Regions from separate parts of the Mus musculus genome. Here region 2 is linked to region 1. A link is a loop called in an ENCODE intact Hi-C map of the cell type or tissue named here. Cell type or tissue: gastrocnemius. All regions are shown on one strand. Each heading gives the region's core, and the rest is flanking DNA. Links, peaks and the distances in the headings are about the cores only.

Region 1 (7,390 bases), core at 3,391-7,390:
GAGCAAATTGGAAAGAACGCACTAGGGCAAAGGAAAGAAAATTGCCCACAGACATATTAGCTAAATAACCTAGTTTATGTTTTGGGTTTTGCTTTGTTCTGTTTGAGGGAAGGAGGATACCACAAAGTCTCAGCCCAGGCAGGTCTCAAACTCACCGAGGTTTCTGCCTCTGTCTCTGAAGTTGAAAGCCCTAGACCCTGTGCCACCACACCCAGTTCTGACTTGGCGGGTTATTGCAAGTTGGCTTCGCCTGTTTACCTGCTCTGCCTGCCCCTACGGGCTTCGGGCAAAGACTGCTAGGTGAAGTACTCACTCCTAGCTGGGAATGGTGACAACACTGTCACCTTGTCCCTGCACCATAGATAAGGAGCCTAATCTTCCCAACTGCAAGCCCTGACCTTTGGCTTCCTCATTGTGGTGCAACGTCTTTAATGCAAAGTTCAAGTCCCTTTAGGGACTAAATATGAGCACTGAATTCCAATCCGCCAAACTGATAAGAACACAAAATATTCTTATGCCATATTTTAAAACAGGGTAAGAGCCTTACTTCAAAAGCCCCTTGGAACATCTAACAGGCCACATAGCAGAGGCCCATTGTCTCCACCACCTTCTCAGAAGTGAATCCTAAACTTGCAATCAATCCCACTACTGAGGTAGAGGCAAGAGGATCTAGAGTTCAAAGTTAGCCTCAGTTACATAGTTTAAGGCCAGCCCAGGCTATGGAAGACCTTGTCAAAAAAAAAAAAGGCTCAGAGATGACTCAGCAGTCAAGACCCAATTTCTGTTACCAGCGCCTTATCAGGTGGTTCACAATCAGTAGTGAACTCAGCTTCAGGGGATCTGGTGGCATACATGTGGCATTCGCTCACAGACATATACACACAGATTAAATATAAAATGGAAATCCCAACAAATGTAAAGACAGAAACCAACTGGGGGAGTGGGCAAGAGATAAAAGGTCAATTCCACCCCCAGTACTGTCCAGTAGATGGTGATATGCTCTAGTTTGATGCCTTTTAAAGATCTTTCCTCTCTGCCAGCACTGAGACATCTCAGGGTAACCACATTTCCCCTCAAGCTTGCTCTCAGCTCCCCAACTGTTCCTTCTTCATTCCCATACCACAGCCACAAAGCCTGACTCCTCCCACAAGGGATCCAAAACCTCTACTAGGAAGTCCTCGTGAGATCAGATTAAAATACCCTTGGCATATTCAAATATGTAAAATATGGGTTACCTGCATGGCTGCAGTCTTCTACCCTGTTTTTTTTTTTTTTTTTTTAAGAGCCCTGGTTAGCCCCCAACTTGCTATGTAAACCAGGGTAGCCCTGAACACCGAGAACCCCTTACCTCTGCTTTTGCCTCTGAGCACTGAGAATAAAGGTGTGCAGTACCGTGGCCTGCTCTGCCCTGTTCTTTAGAAGGATCTGTGAAAAACACAATGGACCTCCAGTCCCTCCCTCCTCGACTTCCTGCAACCACTTAATTTTTATTTTATTTTATTTTATTTATTTATTTAGGTTTTTCGAGACAGGGTTTCTCTGTGCAGTCCTGGCTGTCCTGGAACTCACTTTGTAGACCAGGCTGGCCTCGAACTCAGAAATCCGCCTGCCTCTGCCTCCTAAGTGCTGGGATTACAGGCGTACGCCGCCACCACCACTGCCTGGCTTTTTTGTTTTTTATGTGATGAGTGTTTTGCTTACATGTATGCCTGTACATCACATGTGCATATCTAGTGTTTGCAGAGGTCAGAAGAGGGTGTCCAGATCCCCTGGAACTGGAGTTACAGTCAGTTATTAGTCATCTTGTGGGTGCTGGGAATCAAACCTGGATCCTCTGGAAAAACAACTGGTGCTCTTAACTGCTGAGCCATTCCTCCAGTCAACCCTCTCCCACTTTCATTACCTTATTCACCTTCCTTTGGTATATAGACACCAGAGGCTCTCAATGAACAACACAGGTAATATACATAAAGTATAAATCATTTATTTTCCTTCTAATCCTTAGCTCAGTACATCGATGGCTTTTCTTCACCCTTCGGGTTGACGATTTTCTCTAGGTTGCTGCTGATGATATGATAAAGCTCAGCCTAGAGGAAGGCCAAAGGAATACAGTTAGGTTCTTGGCTTCCCACGCCCCCTGCATCCACGTCCCTCAGGAGCTCACTCCACACTCACATAGAAGGCCCTCAGGTCCAGCACCATGGCCCTAAGCGCCCCATAGGCTGCTTCATCTCGCTCATGCACCAAGGCCCGGTAATCCATCTGGGAAGGAGGAGGCAAACTGAGTCAGCACCATGGGAGGTCGGGACTCTTAACTTTGTTTTCTCATACATAGAAGAGATTAGCTGGAAGATTACCCCATCTTAGCACCAACACACACAGTATTAAGTAAGGAAGTAAGTAAGGGTCGAAGATATTAGAGCCCTAATCAGCTCTGCTTTTTGGAATAGTATCTTCCACATGGTATAAGTCAAAAAGCAGGACCAGGTCCTCTTTCTTCCCACCTCAATTCCACCCCCGGGGCCAGCCTCAACTAAAGGACTGGAGGACTGTGCACTCACTACATGGGTGTCCTTGGAAGCCTTGGCTACAGCGTCCCCTCGTTCTGAGAAGTACCTGTGAGAAGGAAGGAATGTGTGTGAATGGAAACAGCCACATCCACCCACCCACCCCGCCCGTCTCCCATCACTCTGAAAGAACCGCCTAGCTTCAAGAATCCCTGTAGGGTCCCTGGGTTCCTGCAGCTGCTCTCACTTGGAAATGGTTGTCTGGAAAGCTTCTACTTTGGTCTTGACAGCATTCACTCTCTCCAGCACCTTCTCCTGCAGAGACGTGAGAAGCAAAGACAACAGTTCATCCCCCCCCCTTTCCTGTTTCTTCTTCCTCTGACCTCCGGGTGATGGCCTTGTTTCCATCCCTCCCTCTTGAGTCTCCTCCCACTCTGTCTTCAGTCACCAATTCTTACCTGAATTGCCACCCCAAAATCATTTCCATCCTCAATCTTGGGGATCAGGTGCTGGATCCATGTGATTACCTATGTTAAAAGGAGGACTCACTCAACAAAATCACTGAGGCCTAATATACTACTTCTTTTCTTAAAATTTCTTGTTATTATTTTTTTATACGTGTATGTTTTTTATAATTCCCCTTTATGGGTATTTAGCTATATGCATGCCTATGTCCCATGTGCATGCCTGGTGCCCACATGGGCCAGAAAAGGGTGTTGGATTCCCTGGGGACTGAGGTCACAGAAAGCTGTGAGCGTCTATGTGGGTGCTGGGAATCAAAAGTGAGTCTTCGGGGCTGGAGAGATGGCTCAGCAGTTAAAAGCACTGACTGCTCTTCCGAAGGTCTTGAGTTCAAATCCCAGCAACCACATGGTGGCTCACAACCATCTGTAATGGGATCTGATGCCCTCTTGTCTGAAGATAGCTACAGTGTACTTACATATAATAAATAAATAAACCTTTAAAAAAAAGTGCCGGGCGTGGTGGAGCACGGCTTTAATCCCAGCACTCGGGAGGCAGAGGCAGGCAGATTTCTGAGTTCGAGGCCAGCCTGGTCTACAAAGTGAATTCCAGTACATACACGAAATGGAAAACCTACCTGCACATGCCTGGGTGCACACAAACACACAATTAAAAAGTATATATCTAGATATCTAGATATATACACACACACACACATATCCATCCATATATATCCAAGACACAAAAGCCAGTCTTATTATATATTAGGTCTCTGGGTTGAAGACCTGCATCTCTGACTGGACCACAGCTGTGCTGTGCTTTTCTTCCCACCTCCCCCAGGGCCCAGGCTCACCAGAATGCACTTCTCTTTGAGAGTCCAGACTTCTGGCTTAACCAAAGCGAGCAAGGCCAGAAGCTTCTCGTTCCCCGGGAGGTAGCCACACTTAGGGACTAAGAGAAAGATGAGAGTGGGGCCTTTATGTCACCCACATCCCTGCACCAGCCTCCCCCCTCCTCACCAGGTCTCCATTACCTTCCTTCTTCTCCTGCTTGTCTGTTTCCATCTAAGGCAAAATAAGGAAAGCAGCTTTAGAACAGTCTTGGAGGCTGCCACACTGTGGTGGTGTTGCCACTGGCTTAGAGTTCAGGCTCTGCACACTGAATGCCTTACCTCGTCATCCTTGGGTGGAGGATCTGGGATAGGGATGTCCAGAGGAGCCCGGAGGGAGGAGAGGTCGGCCACATTGAGGGAATCCTCCTGTAGAATTTATTCTCAGACACTACCCAGCCTCCTCCCTTCACCAGACACAGCCTTCCATCTCTCTTCCTCCCAACCCAGGCTCAAGCCTTTTTTTTTTTTTGAGACAGGGTTTCTCTGTATAGCCCTGGCTGTCCTGGAACTCACTTTGTAGACCAGGCTGGCCTCGAACTCAGAAATCCGCCTGCCTCTGCCTCCCGAGTGCTGGGATTAAACGTGTGTGCCACCACACCCGGCCAGGCTCACTCAGCTCCCAGCATGCTGATGCCCGTCAGATGGGTGATGAGAGGTGTCAGGAGATGGAGCAGAGGGGTCTATACTACTCACCTGCAAGAGCTGACTCAGGGATATGATTTTCCGTGGCAAGAAAGTGCAGAGGAAGTCATCAGCCTGCAAGTTACATTACAAAAATAATCATGCAAGAGGTTTGTTGATACGTATCAGAAGTTGGCCCATGGAAATCACTGAGCTCAAGACTCTCGTATGAGGAAACCCTAGCCCTGGAAATAAAGGGACTTGCCCAATCTCATGAAGGGCAGAAGTAGGGCTATGGGGTTTTCCCTTTGGGCGACATCTTTACCTTTCCATTCAAGGGGAGTGGCAAAAGCAGTTAAGAGTTCTAAGATTGATCAGATTACAAGTAGAAACAAATCATTGCAGTTCACCTTGAGTAAGCATGAAGGTTCGGAGACACCAAAATTAAGGTGAACTGGTGGGTTACTCAGAGCTTGTGGCCCTAGAGTTCTGCACTAAGACTCTGGGTTACATCGACTGAATTCAGAGACTTACCTCCTGGAAAAGATTTTGTCTGAAGACATCCACCTGCACAGACAGAAGTAGCCGGATGCTGGTTAGGGTTTAGTTTGTATAGAATAAGGGCCCACTCCCAACCTAGGTGCCTTCCAACTCTAGCCCAAACCTGTCCCACAAAGCTAGTTTCCCCCTGGAGGAGCCTGCTCAGTGCACAGATTGGCTCGAGGACACGGCACTGGCAATCCCTGAGCAGAAGTGAAAGAAAGCCCTAAAGAAAGAGAGGCCGGTGGAGTTCGCTCGCAAGGCCCCATTGGTGCCCAGGAGCACCGAGCTTTATCTCCGTTAGGACTTCTCACTCCTTCCTGGCTTCGGTTCCCATTTACCTGTTTTCGGGCTTCTCCACTCAAGCGGACCCCACAAGGCTTGGCCATGCTTCCCCCCACTTGGCAGCTCTCGAGCCTGGGCTAGCAGCCCCAGCTTTCGCTTTCACTCTCCAGGCCCAGACCCACCCCCCTCAGCCACGCCCCCTCCCTTTTTTCTCCTCCTCCTGGCCGGCCACCAACCGTGAGTAGTACCCCCTCAGCCATTCCCAGCTAGTTGCCACTAGGAAGGGCGGTGTTGGCTTCATCATCAGGGGCTGTCCAAGGGAGGAGCTAGGAAAGCGTGGGACGGCGGAGACTCAAATAGAGGCGGCCTCTCGAGAAGGGCGGAGCTTATAGTATGGACCGTCCAGGGGAAGTACTGGACTGAGAGAGGGTGGGACAATAGGAAAGGGGGTACCCAGAGGTGGGGTTCCATGACGCTAGACTGAGGAGGGGACCAAGTAGGATCCGAGAGAGTAGGAAGGATAAGAAGGAGGAAAGCCTGGCAAGATGGAAGGGAGCAGGACGAGCGGGACTGCCTTCCCTTCAGGACAGACTAGAGAAGGGAGGAGCCCGCCTGAGCCGGGCTAAGGGCAGCCAGAGCCGGTCCCCGATAAGGTGGGACTTCCCCGCCGGGGAATGGAACAGAACCAACACTATGGAAATAAAGATAGCAAAGCTCTGGGCAAAATTAACCCCTCGCATGGGAGGTGGGTCCCTCCGGAAGGGGCGGGATAGTTTAAGGGAAGGCGAAGAAGAGAGCCTGATTCGGAAGGAAAAGGTTCCGTAGCATTATGGGAGGAGCCCGGGCCGCGGCTTCTTCATTGGCGGCGACCTGGCCACCCTTCCTGATCTCAGCTTTACCGTCACTCCGAACCCTCCTTTTCCTCTAAAGTGGCCCACAGTCCCGCCCTCTCTGCCAGGACTTCCTGTTCCCGGTAACCCTGGCCGTGGATGGGGCTGAGCGGGGCGGTGGCTTAAGTGACCCGGGCTGCTGTGGCGCCGCGCGCACCTGCGCCAGCCCCTGGAGGGCAGAGAAGCTGAGCCTGTCTCCAGTCTCAGGATGCCGGGAGACGAGGAGCGAGGCTTCCTGGCGGCCCGCGAGGAGCTGGCGAGCGCCCTGAGGTGGGATTCTGCGCAGGTTTTTCCCCTGGAGCAGCTCATGCCGCTTCTGGCCACCTCTCTGCCACCAGCCGCCCGCTACCTGCAGCTGGACGCCGGACGCTTGGTCCGCTGCAACGCTCATGGGGAGGTGAGGTCAAGCCCGCCCGGCGCTCCATGGAAGGGGACCTAGGCTCAGAGGCCAGGTGGGCTAGGCTCACGACTCTGCTTTTCTGAATGCTCCCAGCCTCGAAACTACCTCAACACCCTATCCACGGCCCTGAACATCCTGGAAAAATATGGTCGCAACCTCCTCAGCCCGCAGCGGCCCCGGTATTGGCGCTCAGTGAAGTTTAATAACCCCGTCTTTCGCAGCACGGTGGATGCTGTGCAGGTGAAACTCTTGGACCTTATCGGAGAAGGGGACTAGACCTGTGCTTAGGGTTGACCAGAAAGGCTTGAGGGTGTGCTGAGTGGGGGACCAGCTCTATTGCCTAGGAGGTCTGTTAGATGGTGACCGGGTCCTGAATGTGTGCCAGGGTGGCCGGGATGTACTACGGTTGTATGGCTATACTGAGGAGCGCCCAGATGGATTGAGTTTCCCCGAAGGGCAGGAGGAACCAGATGAATACCAGGTTGCTGTTGTCACACTAGAAGTACTGCTGCTTCGCACCGAGCTCAGTTTGCTGTTGCAGGTGAGATGACCTTCTGATTCTAAGGATTTTAAGTACTTGACTGGGAGCCCCAAGGCACGTTGAGACACCCCCACCCCCGTGCAGGGAAATTCTGTTGCTGCAGCAGCCAGCCTGGAAGCTTCTGTTACACTTTCTCCCTCTGGAATGTTAGGAGATCAGGGCTTACAGGGAGAACGTTGTTCAAGGTGGGAATTCTTTTCATCATCTTGTTTGCAGAATACTCATCCCAGACAGAATGCACTGGACCAGCTG
Region 2 (5,495 bases), core at 1,496-5,495, 81 kb after region 1:
AAACACACACAGACAGACACAGACACAGACACACACACACACACGCTAGGACTACAGATATGTGGTACCACTCCCATTTTGGTTTGGTTTTCTGTACAGGCTTTAAATTGTCAATAATAAAAATTAATGTTATTAAGCTCACACACAATGGAAGTGGAAACTTCACGCACAATGGAAGTGGAAACTTCTAGTTTCATCAGAAAGTTAGTTACATCAAATGAAGTTTTACTGGGGCACACGGGTGAAAGGATATCTTCCTAAAGCAAACATGTGCAACAACACTGCTATCCTGAAACAGGCACAGGAGAAAGGCTGCTTGATGAAGGTGTATAATATGACCCCACAGACAGCACTGAGCCTTGGTTTGGTTTGCACTCCCTAACGACACACACACGTACGGGTTCGCCTTATACAGCGTTGCTAAGAAAAACTCGCCCAAGAACTGCTCTCGAGGTTCCTGCAGCAGCTTATTGCTTCTGCGGCCTCCCCTCAGGCTGGTTGGTGAACCTGCCGGTTTCTTCAGGATTGAACTCCAGTTGCTGGTCATGCCTGATGTCTGATTGCTGAAAGGACTGGTCTATAGCTGCCATTTCATGCCTAGTGTCTAGAGGACTGTTCTGCAGCTGCTGAGTTGTATTTGGTGTTTAGTATGGGACTGAACTGCTGCCAAAGAAGATTGAACTAGTAACTTTTCTCTTCCACTACTTCTGCTGGGTGGTGGGCTAGAGGAGAGGTTGAACCCTTATTCGAAGTAGGTTGCAAAAAATGTATGTCTACACACATATTTTGAAACAGAGTCTCACCACTGGTCTGGTGTGAGCAGCCATGACAGGCCTGCCCTTTCCTGGGTGCTGGGAATCTCAGGCCCTCATGCTTACAGACCAAGTGCTCTTCCTCACTGAGCTGACTCTCCAGGCCTAAAAGGCATTCCTTGTTTGTTTTTGTTTTGTTTTTTTGAGACAGGGTTTCTCTGTATAATGTTCCTGGCTGTCCTGGAACTCCATTTGTAGACAAGGCTGTCCTGGAACTCAGAGATCTGCCTGCCTCTACCTCCTGAGTACTGGGGTTAAAGACATGCACTACCACATGTTTCCAGGAGATATTCTTGATACAAAGTTATCATACTGTGATGGTGAAAGATCTCTATATTATGGATTGGAGGTTTTTGTTTGTTGTTTTGAGACAAGGTCTCACTATGTAATAAGGCAACTGGAATGCTGCATCCCAGCTTCTGCAGGCTGGGAAGATAACTGGTAGACTCCCTGGAAAACAATTTGACAGTTCTTTTAAAGTTATATATAACATCTACACGGCCTAGTAATTCCACTTCAAGATATTTATAAAAAAAGAAAAGAAGGGCTGGAGATAGCTCAGAGGTTAAGAGCACTGGCTGCTCTTCCAGAGGTCCTGAGTTCAGTTTCAAGCAACCACATGGTGGCTCACAGAGATCCAGTGCCCCCTTCTCCCCTGTAGGCATACATGCAGCCAGAACGCTGTATACATAACAAATAAATCTTTCAAAAAAAAAACCCAAAAAACAAAAAAACAAAACTGTGTTCCAAATACCTGGCAGACTAGCAGGATTAACCCTCGATTAAGGTAATGGGAAGGTAACTTATGATAGAAAATGCTACATTTTATTTGAGGTCCACAGACATAAGGTAATACATTTCATTCAGAAATGGTTTAGGCTGGTAGCTACCATACATAATGTCCTACGCCATTCCAAACAAAACAAAACCAGGAAGGACTTAATTGTGAAGAAGAAAGTGGTATAGATAGGCAAGAAATCAGCAATACAGAGAAACAGCTGAAAAATGAATAATGTCCAAAGAACATTCACAGTGTGTGTGTGTGTGTGTGTGTGTATGTGTGTGTGCAAGAAAGAGATGGACAAAGGGATTAATATTAGATAGAAGTGGGGCTAAAGAGATGCCTCAGTGGTTAAGAGCACTCTTTCCAAGGAGCTGGATTTGGATCCCAGAACTCACATGGTGGCTCACAACTACCTGTAATTCCAGTTCCAGGGAATCTAGTGGCCTCCTTGGGCACCACCAGGCACACAGGTGCCAAGACATATAAGCACGGACAGCACCCATACACACACATATACTAAAGATGCGATTTAAAAAAAAAGAATAGGCAGGTGCTGCAGAACAGAAGTTAGACAATATTAAGACGATGTCTGCCTGTAATCCTAGCCTCTGGCGGTTCACATGCAGCAGGCTGTGAGACTGTGGATGGGGGGCTGGGGGTGGGCTGCTTGTCTTAGCAATTAGAGGGCTAACACAGGTGGATCTCCACAAGCTTGAGAGCAGCCTAGGCTACAGAGGCTGGTTCAAAATCCCAAGTAATCCTCCACCTCCACCACCACCGCCATCATAGATCCACTGAACAGGGAGGGACTATCATTCTTATGATCCATTAAGTCTGAGCCTACCCAAAACACAGTGTTGTATATATTAAAAACAAAGAATAAAATGGTGTTTAAAACTCAAAGACCTGCTGGGCAGTGGTGGCGCACGCCTTTAATCCCAGCACTTGGGATGCAGAGGCAGGCGGATTTCTGAGTCCGAGGCCAGCCTGGTCTACAGAGTGAGTTTCTGGACATCCAGGGCTGCACTGAAAAACCCTGTCTCCAAAAACAAAACAAAACAAACAAAAAGAGTCAAAGACCTATTGCTAATTCATAGATTACCCATGTCTGAAAAACAGTAATCATCAACTTGCCCTCTGACTTCAATCTTTAATTAAAGTTTTTTTTGGAAGGAATGTAGAAAAAAAGGCTAATAGTTGACGTGTCCAGTAACTGAAGATAGACTGAACACAGCAATGAAAAGGTCAGATTAATGCCAGGCCTCCTCATTATTATCATTTTTGTGTCTCTGTCTAAATGTACAGCAGAATGGCCTGATGGGTTTAAAACTGAACATCTACGGGAGTTGAAGACAGAGTACCAAGAACCAACGCATCGATAAGTAGCCTAAATTAGCCAAAGAAATGAGGCTAGTTCTTAATGTCCAGTTCCGACAGAAGGTGCCTAGTACCACTCCGAGCTTAGCTACTGTAAGACGGGTGAGACACTAACCTTGGCTCGTAGTCTAGCTACTGAAAGGCCCTCACTTTCATCAGACTCTAATCAGTGCTGTGCTCTGGAGGGAGCCTGTGTTAGGGCCTGAGAGAAGTATACAATCTAGGCATGAAGAACAGGGGACAAAGCTTTCCCAAAAAATTCTGGAGTGAGGAGCCAAGCTGCTGCCAGGCCTTCTCTATGACTGCAAGGGCTTGAATACAGTGAGACCAGGACAAACGCTGCCTCCTTCTGGGTCTGAATACAGACTGGCAAGAAAGTAGGACAGGCTTCCTTGTAAGACCCGAAGTCTTCAGGCTGGATCGGCCTCCAGAGCTCAAAGCCTCCCGGGGTCCCCCTAGTTCCCATCAAGCCTCGCGCAGGGCCCCGAGGGTGTCAGCCCTCCAAGTTCAGGAAAGGCATGGTTTTCCTTCCCGCCTCTCCCTTAAGGCGCAGCGGCCAACCCTGCACCGAGTCTTGGAAAGTCTGGAAACGCTCCCACCTTCACTTTAATTAGCATCTTCTTCCCAGGTTGGGGTTGCAGGCGGCTAGAGTGCTGCTTCTCCCGCTGTGGTCGCTGCTGCCGCTGCCGCTTCCCAGCACTCCACGGCAAGGAACACTTCTGCTTCCGGGTCACTCTCTGGACCCACCCTCTCCTCTTTCCACCGGGTTCCCGAAACGCTCAGGAGTGCCCTCGTGTTCTGTGTCAGTGGGGTTGTAAAGAGAAAGGCAAGTCGGCTAGGAACAGCCAGACGGCGCCCTGAGACCCCGCGCGTGGCCACCGAACTGGTGTTAGCGGCGAGCTGGAACGGAACAAACTACTTGTCCCATCATGCCTGGAGGCAGCTCTGTCCTTTGCATCCTAGGAGTTGTAGTTCTTCTGCCGCTCGCACTCAACGGCAGCTTGAGTGTGTGGACTCTGTTACCCAGAAGGCCTTGCACAGCGCCCGAAGCTAGAATTCCTTGGGTAGTCGAGTTTGCAATTAGCGGAACTCGTTCGAGTGGCCCTGAAGGCTCATCGAGGCTGCACGCGGCTAGTTGCTAAGCAAAAGAATCTTTGGTCAACTGCCACCTGAGTCAAAGCAACAGGAAGTGAGTACCGCTATGCCGGAAGCTGGTTAAAATCTCTTTTCTCATCCCTAAGTTAGCTTCTTACTCTAAGTTGCCCTTTGCAGGGGCGAAAAAAGGGAGAGTAACTAGGTAAGGAAGCACCTTCAGGAACCATAATCTCTTCCCAATTCTCCCTAAAAATCATACCTGGGATTGAAGCATTAGGATAATCCAGACACTGGATGGTCCCAGGGAGACTTGAAGAACCACACCCTGATCTGACTTTACACAGTTTAAGCGTGAGAGGCGAACTTTGTTACTTCCCAGTCTTACAGCCTCATTTTTTTTTAAATCTAACTCCAGCTTTGCATCATGCCTCATATTGATAATGATGTGAAACTTGACTTCAAGGATGTCCTGTTGAGGCCCAAACGCAGCACTCTTAAGTCTCGAAGTGAGGTGAGCCAGTTGTCTTCCTTGGTTTTTATTTATTTATTTATTTTTACCTCAAGCTTCTAATGGACCAGGTCCAAGAAAGCTGTCAGGTTCGAGAACGATACATATTTTCTGAATGAATGAAATCTTAATGTCCTCTTAATGTCTGCAGGTAGAGCTCACAAGATCATTTTCGTTCCGGAACTCAAAGCAGATGTACAGTGGCATCCCTGTCATTGCTGCCAATATGGATACCGTGGGCACTTTTGAAATGGCTAGGGTTCTCTGTAAGGTGAGATTAACCTTATGCCCCCTACCAGATCTTCTCCCAGCTAGCGGCTACAGAGGAATTGCATCTGTATTCCCAGTCTCTGGCAATTAACAGAATGTTGTGTTTACTATTTTTTTTTCCATTACTAAGAACCATTTGATCAGTTCAAAGATCTGTCTGAACTAGTGAGATTCAAATTTAGATCTGTTTCATCTTTTTTATTATAATCTCCCATAAATTATATACTTTACCAAATTCTTCCAGTGCCCACCCAGGTCAACCCAAGCACATGCATTTCTTCAGTCAGTCATTGTTTGAACATTAAGCAGTCACTGTTTAGTCCAGAAATTAAATACTGTTTTGAGTATTTAAAAATTTTCAACCTGGGATATTACAGAAAAAAGGAGTTTATTAGTTTTCTTGTATGCCTACTATTATTTTAATTTTTCACTTCTTTAAGGTTCTTTTAGGTTCCTGGGAGTTTCTGAGATCTATCCCAAATGGAAGTTTTGTTCTTAAATACAGATTGTTCCCTTTGAAAATGGAAGACACTGCTCCTGACAGTAATATCACTTGCCTCTATGCATGTAGTTGAGAAGGTAGATAGTTGCCTGGGCACTTTTGAGAACATAATGTGCTTTGCTGATTAATCCTAGTATCCCTAGTTGG

The links. Hi-C counts contacts between places; a loop is a spot of excess contacts. Peaks named below come from ENCODE experiments on the same cell type or tissue, not always from the same donor. Only the 100,000 strongest peaks of a DNase experiment are listed, where the experiment ranks them.
Region 2: it touches region 1 in a loop (9-fold over the local background); 1 of 42 quality-filtered maps calls a loop at or near these places.

Annotation. Positions count from the first base shown.
Region 1 is chr14:55,585,479-55,592,868 of GRCm38, forward strand. It overlaps Psme2 (proteasome (prosome, macropain) activator subunit 2 (PA28 beta)), which reads right to left and starts at 5,543. Exons shown (of 11, transcript NM_011190.3): 1 at 5,364-5,543; 2 at 5,017-5,049; 3 at 4,555-4,617; 4 at 4,141-4,227; 5 at 4,003-4,033; 6 at 3,823-3,920; 7 at 2,966-3,034; 8 at 2,755-2,822; 9 at 2,562-2,616; 10 at 2,176-2,262; 11 at 1,962-2,087. The coding sequence starts at 5,411. The coding sequence ends at 2,007. Rnf31 (ring finger protein 31) reads left to right here and starts at 6,264. Exons shown (of 21, transcript NM_194346.3): 1 at 6,264-6,594; 2 at 6,691-6,837; 3 at 6,983-7,138; 4 at 7,355-7,390. The coding sequence starts at 6,406. In gastrocnemius, for the core only: no CTCF peak of the experiment used is centred there; DNase peaks (open chromatin) are centred at 5,583, 6,183 and 6,961; H3K4me3 peaks cover 2,941 bases; H3K27ac peaks cover 2,994 bases.
Region 2 is chr14:55,668,223-55,673,717 of GRCm38, forward strand. Nedd8 (neural precursor cell expressed, developmentally down-regulated gene 8) reads right to left here and starts at 3,658. Exons shown (of 4, transcript NM_008683.4): 1 at 3,573-3,658. The coding sequence starts at 3,590. Gmpr2 (guanosine monophosphate reductase 2) reads left to right here and starts at 4,013. Exons shown (of 10, transcript NM_177992.2): 1 at 4,013-4,162; 2 at 4,484-4,579; 3 at 4,728-4,847. The coding sequence starts at 4,493. In gastrocnemius, for the core only: no CTCF peak of the experiment used is centred there; DNase peaks (open chromatin) are centred at 3,490 and 3,990; H3K4me3 peaks cover 2,641 bases; H3K27ac peaks cover 2,059 bases.